2 separate regions of the Homo sapiens genome follow, and region 2 is linked to region 1. A link is an interaction called in ENCODE POLR2A ChIA-PET data of the cell type or tissue named here. Cell type or tissue: MCF 10A. All regions are shown on one strand.

Region 1 (4,000 bases):
TGAATGACTGTTATATCTCTCAAACTTCTGAATATTAGGGCTTCAAAGATAATAAAGACATCATATTTGTGTTCAAGGAGCTTATCTAGTGAAGGAGTACCACTGCTTTTTGTGGTAATAAACTAAACTTTTGGGAATGTGGCAGCAAGAGCTGAAGCTATTTGGAGAAGGCTGCTCTTAAATATCATTCCTGTTAGACAAAGCCATCTGAAAAGCCACTTCATAACATAACAAAAACTATTATATTTTTGTAGAAGACTAAATATTTATCTCTAATCAGCATAAATCTTTTACAAACTTGCCCTGTAACTGAATCTATTTTCAGTTGACCTTTTCTGCTTGGATATATTTCATTTCACTCTTAACTGTGCAGGCAGGGAGAAGTATTGGATGAGAGCTGTAGAAAGGGGTCCATTTAAGAATGAACTATCCAGTCTTGTTTAAATGCCATTAGTGGGGAAAGAGCAAGTACAGAAGGAAATATTGAAGATATGGGAAAGGAAGATACCTAAGAAGACATTAAGGAGGGAATCTAAATAAAGCTCTTGTCATAGGACAGGAGAGAGATTTTCCATTGAAATGTTCCCATTTCCATGCCTTTCATTCTCTCTTATGCTTTTTGTAGTCTGGCTTCTAATTCTACCACTCTAGAATTACTCATGCAGAAGATGGTTAATAAGCACATTGTCTCAGTTTCATGGATATTTTCCCCTTTTCTGTAGCACTCAGTGCACTGGTTCTTACTTTGACTTCTGAGACATCTCTTCTGATTTTCTTCTTACCTCCTTGAGTATTTCTTGCCTAGCTTCTTCATGAATTTCTTATTCCATGAACTCTTCTTCCTAATTAGGACTCTTCTACAAGCTAATGTCTGGAGAGCAGGGCCTCTGTCTTACTCATCTTTGGTCCCTAAAGGCCCAATCTGATTCCTAGAATACAACGAGATGCATTGAATTTTTGTGGAAGAGAATGACTTTCACCTCCCAACTGACAGTGTTTTCTGGGCCCTGCTTTCACTGTCCATGTTCCCTGGGTGATCCATCCAAAATTCATTTCCTTAATGGCCACCTCTAAGCTGTTAATTACTTTCTGAGTTACAGACATGTATAGCCAGCCAACTTCTTACGGGATAGATGATTCAGACTTGTTTTCAAGTTTAAGCTTGAAACAGTATTTTTATCCCTGGACAAATCTTGCTGTACTCTCTTTATAAGGAGAATAACACCATCATCTACACAGTTTCTCAAACTAGAAACCTAAGTCATCCCATGTCTCTCTTTTGCTTACCATTCACATACAGTCATCCAATTTCAATTGCTAAATATTTCTTGACTATATTGCTGCTTTATGAGCTCAATTGACCTTACATTAGTTTAGGTTCACATCACTAGATTATTGTGCTATTGTTTCTAACTTTTCTCCACTTCACCTGTCTCTCTTTCAATTTACCTTCAACACTGAACAGATGGTGTTCCCTCTGAGATGTAAATCTATCATACTATGTGTGTGCTTATAATCCTTTATTGCTACACTGTCCAATATGGTAGCCAGTAGGTACAGGTGGCTATTTAAAAACTTATGTTACCTGGGCACAGTGGCTTACGTTTGTAATCCCAGCACTTTGGGAGGCCAAGGTGGGAGGATCTCTTGAGTCCAGGAGTTTGAGACCAGCTTGGGCAATATAGTGAGATCCTGCTTATTATATTTATATATATATATGTGTGTGTGTGTGTGTGTATAATATTCACACACATGTGTAGGGGGTATATGTGTGTGTGTATATATATGTGTGTGTGTAATATATATGTATATACACATACTGGGTATAGCAGTGCAGGCCTGTAAGTTCCAGCTGTTTGGGAGGCTGAAGTGGGAGGATCACTCAAACCTAGGATATTAAGACTGCAGTGTGTGATGATCACACTACTGCACTCCACCTTTCATGACAGAGCAAGACCTTGTCTCAAACAAAGTTAATGAAAAATAAAATGTAAAATTCCAGTCCATTAGATATACTAGCTGCATTTCTTTTATTTATTTAGAGACAAGGTCTGGCTCAGCTCACTGCAACCTCTGCCTCCCGGGCTCAAGCCATCCTCCCACCTCAGCCTCCCAAGTAGGTGGGACTACAGGCGCACGCCACCACACCCAGCTATTTATTGTATTTTTTATAGAAATTTGGTTTTGCCATGTTGCCTAAGCTGGTCTCGAACTCTTGAGCTCAAGTGATCTGCCTGCCTTGGCCTCCTAAAGTGCTGGGATTACAGGTGTGAGCCACTTCACCCGCCAACTAGCCACATTTTGAGGGCTAAATAATCACATGTTGTTAGTGGCAACTGTATTGGACAGAACAATGCAGAATATGTCCATCACTGCAGAAAGTTCTATTGGGTAGCACAATTCTATGGCATTTCATGGGATCAATGTTCATACTCTTTAGTATTTAATTAGCTCCTTAATCAGATTTTTTGGTGTTTTTGACATGGAGTCTCCCTCTGTCACCCAGGCTGGAGGGGAGTGGCACAGTCTTAGCTCACTGCAACCTCCACCTCATGGATTCAGACGATTCTCCTGCCTCAGCCTCCCCGAGTGGCTGGGACTACCGGCCATCATTTTTTATTTTATCTTGTCTTCCAGTCTCTAGTGAACTATATTTTTATGCAAGTACATTTTTCAAGGATGGAATTCTTTGCATTCTTTCTTTATTCTCTTGTTTAACTCCTGGTTGTCTTTGAAGATGAAATGGAACATGTACTCTACTGGGAAATCTCTGTGATTCCAGACCATTTTGAGAATACCTGTGTTATGACATTATTTCCAGGGGACTATAATAGGTGGTTCTGTTTCTGTCTTCTTTTCTACACTGTTTGCTTTTTATACCTTATTTAGAAAATAGTAGATTTTCACGTTTTCTGAATTAATATCAAAAGGAAATAAGAAATAATGTATCAGGCTGGGCATGGTGGCTTATGCCTGTAATCCCAGCATTTTGGGATTCTGAGGCAGGCAAACTGCTTGAATCCAGGGGTTGAGACCAGCCTGGGCAATATAGTGAGACTTCATCCCTACTAAAATGAAAAAAAGAAAAAATTAGCTAGTTGTGGTGACCTGTGGCCCCAGCTACTCAAGAAACTGAAGTGAATCACTGGAGTCCAGGAAGTCAAGGTCGTACCCCTGCATTTGTACCCCTGCATCCCGGAAACAGTTGAGGCCAAGGTCATACCCCTGCATTTGTACCCCTGCATTTGTACTCCTGCATCCTCAAACAGATGAGATCCTGGAGAGAGAGAGAGAGAGAGAGAGAGATCGAGAGACAGAGAGAGAAGGAGAGGAGAGAGAGGGGGAAAAGAGGAGAAAGAAAGATAAAGGAAAAGAATAAAAAAGAAATAATGTATGTGAAATCAAAACATGTAAATGAAGATTAAAAATGTGAGGTAGCTGTGTGAGAGTGGTGTTAACATCAATCCTGCAATAATGTAGTCATTTTAACTCATTTCAATTCCATACTGGAGCCTCATGATATATGCTTGTGCAGAGAAGTCAGTTTTTTTAACAGGTGTATATTTGCATGTATTTACCCAAGATAATGTGCAGATTATTCACCAGTGTATATCTAACATGACTGCAGTCCTCAGGGTATTAGAGTACAACCAGAAAATGCATTCCTCTGTAATTGATAGAGGTTGAATGTGGGACAAAATGGAGAAACTAGATTGAGATGCTTCTGGTTAGTTATTGCAAAGTTTTTCTGAAAACAAAATCAATAGCATTTGAACATTACTATCAACTGGTAGCAATGCTCAGGTGGTATCTACCAATACACTCTACCAGTGTTTCTGGACCCATTGCTACAGCAAGCGTCTATTCTGACTAGATGGTCCTTATGCCCTGCCAGTTGTTAAATAGCTAAATATCTTGAGTATCACCTCTACTCCTACACTTCAAAGTTCCTGAGTTCTTTTGTCATGATCTCCAGTGCCCATTGTAGTATTTCTCTTCT
Region 2 (4,000 bases), 110 kb after region 1:
ACCAATTGACCCAGGTTGACCTGTAGTGCAGAAGCAACAAAGGCTCGGTCCACTCCCCTGGGAACTCTAGAACTGAAATGGTCTATCGACTCTGTGCTCCTGGCAGGCAAGAACGTCAGGTCTTTGTACCTCACTAGTGACCTGGTTTGGAGGTGGGCTGCACTCAGAATGGGGTGTAATCTCAATCAAGGCAGCTGCTATCAGGCTGGGCAATTCCTGGAAGGTGCTGCAGCTATGAGCAAAAAGCAGCCACCACTTCCAGCCACTAGAAGAATGAAGGCCTCTGTTCTGAAAGACGAATCTGGGGATTGCATCTCTCTATATACTATAACCCAAACAGCCCAAAATTCGAGGAACACCATGTATATTTTAGTTGCACACTGTGAGAAACACATTCGCCTGTCCAAACCCAAAGAATGGACTCGGAGACACAGAGAACAGCAGAAGCGAGATTTTTAACAGCAGTCTTGCAAGATTGGGTGTCTGATAGGCAGGCACAGCTGGGGCAGTTACAGCAGGTAATTTACCTCCTAACATGCAAGAACCTCCCCCAGTTCCTCATTGGCCGAGTAATATGGGGTTACAGTCTTCCCGGATGTCACCTGCGTTTCATTATCCCCCTTATAAGGTTATACCCCCGTCCGTTTCCCCACTTAAGTTTTGATTTCCCAATAATGAAACTTTCTTCCTTTTTATGGGTTGACCCCTCCTCTACATTCTGTTCACTTATCGTGACCTTCTAGGTGCATGAGCCGTGCGGTTTGTCACGTCCACAGGCTGGTTGCCAGTACTTAGCTTTATTAGGCCTTGAAAATGGACCATTTAAAATGTTTTCTCACACACACTTTTTGATTACCTGTTTATTTGCCCACAATTTATAATATTATTTTCCTTAGAGAAAATAGAAGGATAATTTAGTCTTGCCTTTAAGAAAACTGTTCAAAATTACAGCTGCACTACTGTAAATGTGTTTTTCCCCTAAATTTGGAAAATTATTTGAAAATTTGGACAAATCTCTATCAACTTTCTTTTATATATGAACTGTAATATTTCAGATACTATGAGTTTCTTTGGCAGTGACTAAATTTAAATGTTGTTTGTAATGGTGACACTCATTCATCTATTAGTATTCAAATATTCCTTGTAGTGAGAGTTATGAGTTTTATGTTGAGTCCTGCCTCTTCATTTCAGGACACAAGGGAATTGGCACAGTAGTGGTGGGTACATTCTGGAAGCCATTTTGACACTGAGACAAGCAAAAACTTACCTATAAATGGAAATAACTGTAAAGCACAGATATGTACATCTTACTAATCCCAAATTAAATGTGTCTGTAGCTTAGCTGCATTCTCATAACGCCTGCAGCCACTGAGGCCAGCCCACACAAAAGGGCTGGTCCAAGAGAGAGACTGAAACTGAAGTCTCAGTAGCTTCAAAATAAATCTGCCTCCACCCCCGGGGCTAATCACTTTCTAAGCTTTTGGTTTATTCACTATCCCTCTACCCTATGGTTCTTGCTGCTGGATTTCACACACCGTCAGCCAACACCGTGAACAAATTACTGAAGTGCATCAGAATCTTGGGTTACAAGCTCAGTAAATATAGGGGAGACATGGAGATATAAAACTCCAGTTTCTCAGGTCAGGTTGGCCCTAGTTAAAGAATTACACAGTGTCAGTCAGGCACTCCCTGCTCTTGGCCCTGTGCCCAGCTCCTCTTAGAAATGGAAGTTCCTTTCATGTGTCCTTTTTAGGTAGGTTATAACTTCCTCCAAGACCGTGGCTATTTCTTTGGATTCAGTTATTGTCTAAGGAAGCACAGTATTTTCTGCCTGTACCCTCTGTTTCTCCTTAAATGCCTCTGGATTTCACAATGAAATTATTTTTCTCAAAGTCACCTGAACTCCCGCTACATAGTATCTCTGTGCACACCTCACAGAATTCTCAGAACTGGCTGTTCTTTCAGCGAACACAGCGTCTCTTGCTTACTCCCTTGCATTTCATCTGAATACACAAACACTCTTTCTCTTTAGTCAGCTCTTCGAAAAGTCCCAAACGCTTATAGGACTCCTCTTTTTAAAGCCCATTAAGGATAACTATAATAAATCCTATAAGAATCAATATCTAAGATCCCAAGGCAGAAGCTAAAAGTTGCTGCAAGCAAAGATCTGACGATGACATACATCTTTTTAGAATTATGCTTAGAGTTAGATGGCTTGAAGAAATCTAACAAATTACATTTCTGAAAGTTTTAACAGAAGAAAGTACCTATTAAATTTAAATTCTGTATCAACATTTAGTGTGATGACACTTTCAGTGATAATGTTTTTCAGGGTGCAGTAGTTTGATGCGTTTCTTTTGCTCATTGAAGGTCTTATTAATTAACTTTAAAAACTTTTTTCATTTTGATTCAACAAATATGGATAGTATAAAGATTATTAATGGACGAGATTATTAATTGACTCATTTCTTCCTTCTCTTGGATTCTTTGAGGTTGCTGACATTTTTACCCAATTCCATTTCACAGCCTTCTCAGATTCCTCAAATGTAAACATTAGACAGCTGGATATAAGTTGTTTTCAATAAAGGACATTTAGCTCTGAAATGTCTTCCTTGCTGTGACACTGTCAAGTCTCATATTCCCCACCTTTCTTAAAGGGGCACATAATGACTATATTTTTCATTTGGCTACCTGATATAGATGACAACTGAAGGAAAAGTATTTTAAAACTCATTTTATGCTAATATAATCACAACTCTAATTTTGGGGATTAATTTTATGTTAATTTTAGTACTGTTACCCTGAGGCATTTTGTGGGAAAGATGAAAATTTGAAAATGGAATAAATAAAAAAAGTATTTATTATCTGGTCATTCAATTATTTTTTTCTATTTTTACTTTTCTCTAACACATATGAGTACATTAAAATAATGATCAACTTTCTCAGCACGTATCAGCATCATTGACATAAAATGTTCCTACAGTCCTCCATTTATTAAAAAAAGTTCTCAAGTTCTCAATATGTTGGCAAATTAGAGGCTGTTTTAGCAAATCTAGTCCTATGTTCATAAAATAAAGAATATTGGAATTGTAGTTGCTTCAATAATAAAATCAATGGCAAATTGAAAAATCCTTCAAAACTCAAATAAGTTAATTATTAAGTTATCAACTTAAAATTAATAAAGGCAATCAATTGTCTCTTTTAGTCTCTCTTCATCTTACCCCACCATCCACATACAGAGACAATTAAGCTGCTAATTTAAATGCTTAGGACAAACTCAAAGAGGCACAAAAACTGCTTAGTTAGCCTGAGTTCATCACCTAGTGGGAGGGCAATGGCAGAAAAAGAAGGAATTGTCAGTTTTCTTTACTCTGCTCAGCATCTCTCATTGATTAAGATTCCTCAAGGGCAAGAACATTTAATGGGCTTCAGTGTATAATTTGTCTGTCTGCCTCTTCTCAGAATTCATTATATTAACATTCTTTCCTCTGTCACTTAGTTTCAGAGGTAAAGCAAGGAATGCTTCCTTTTTAGAGCTTTGCAGTTTGAGAATCACATCACTTCAAGATTCTTGATTAGTTTTTAGTTTCAAGGCAGAAAAAGCTTGGTGTTTTTCTTTGTCCACGTGTTTAATGTTGGTTTCATTTGACTTTTACTTGCAACCAGAATTTACAAGGGTTTGACTAGTGGTATGGTGGTAAAGTTGTAATGACTGGCAAACTTGTTGCCACCCAGAATCCCTCTCTCCATCCTAAAAAAGAGCCTATATTGGCTGGGCACGGTGGCTCACGACTGTAATCCCAACACTTTGGGAGGCCGAGGCGGGCAGATCACAAGGACAGGAGATGGAGACCATCCTGGCCAACATGGTGAAACCCCGTCTCTACTAAAAATACAAAAATTAGCTGGGCGTGGTGGCACGTGTCTGTAGTCCCAGCTATTTGGGAGGCTGAGGCAGGAGAATCACTTGAACCCAGGAGGTGGAGGTTTCAGTGAGCCA

Evidence for each region. Peaks named below come from ENCODE experiments on the same cell type or tissue, not always from the same donor. Only the 100,000 strongest peaks of a DNase experiment are listed, where the experiment ranks them.
Region 2: POLR2A ChIA-PET joins it to region 1 with 6 read pairs; 2 of 35 experiments call an interaction of 5 or more read pairs at or near these places.

The regions. Positions count from the first base shown.
Region 1 is chr5:100,541,129-100,545,128 of GRCh38, forward strand. All of the region lies in intron 1 of FAM174A (family with sequence similarity 174 member A), which reads left to right. Among named protein-coding and RNA genes, the nearest start is that of FAM174A, 7.8 kb to the left of the region's middle. In MCF 10A, no CTCF peak of the experiment used is centred here; no DNase peak of the experiment used is centred here.
Region 2 is chr5:100,646,136-100,650,135 of GRCh38, forward strand. No RefSeq gene overlaps it. Among named protein-coding and RNA genes, the nearest start is that of FAM174A, 110 kb to the left of the region's middle. In MCF 10A, no CTCF peak of the experiment used is centred here; a DNase peak (open chromatin) is centred at 1,686.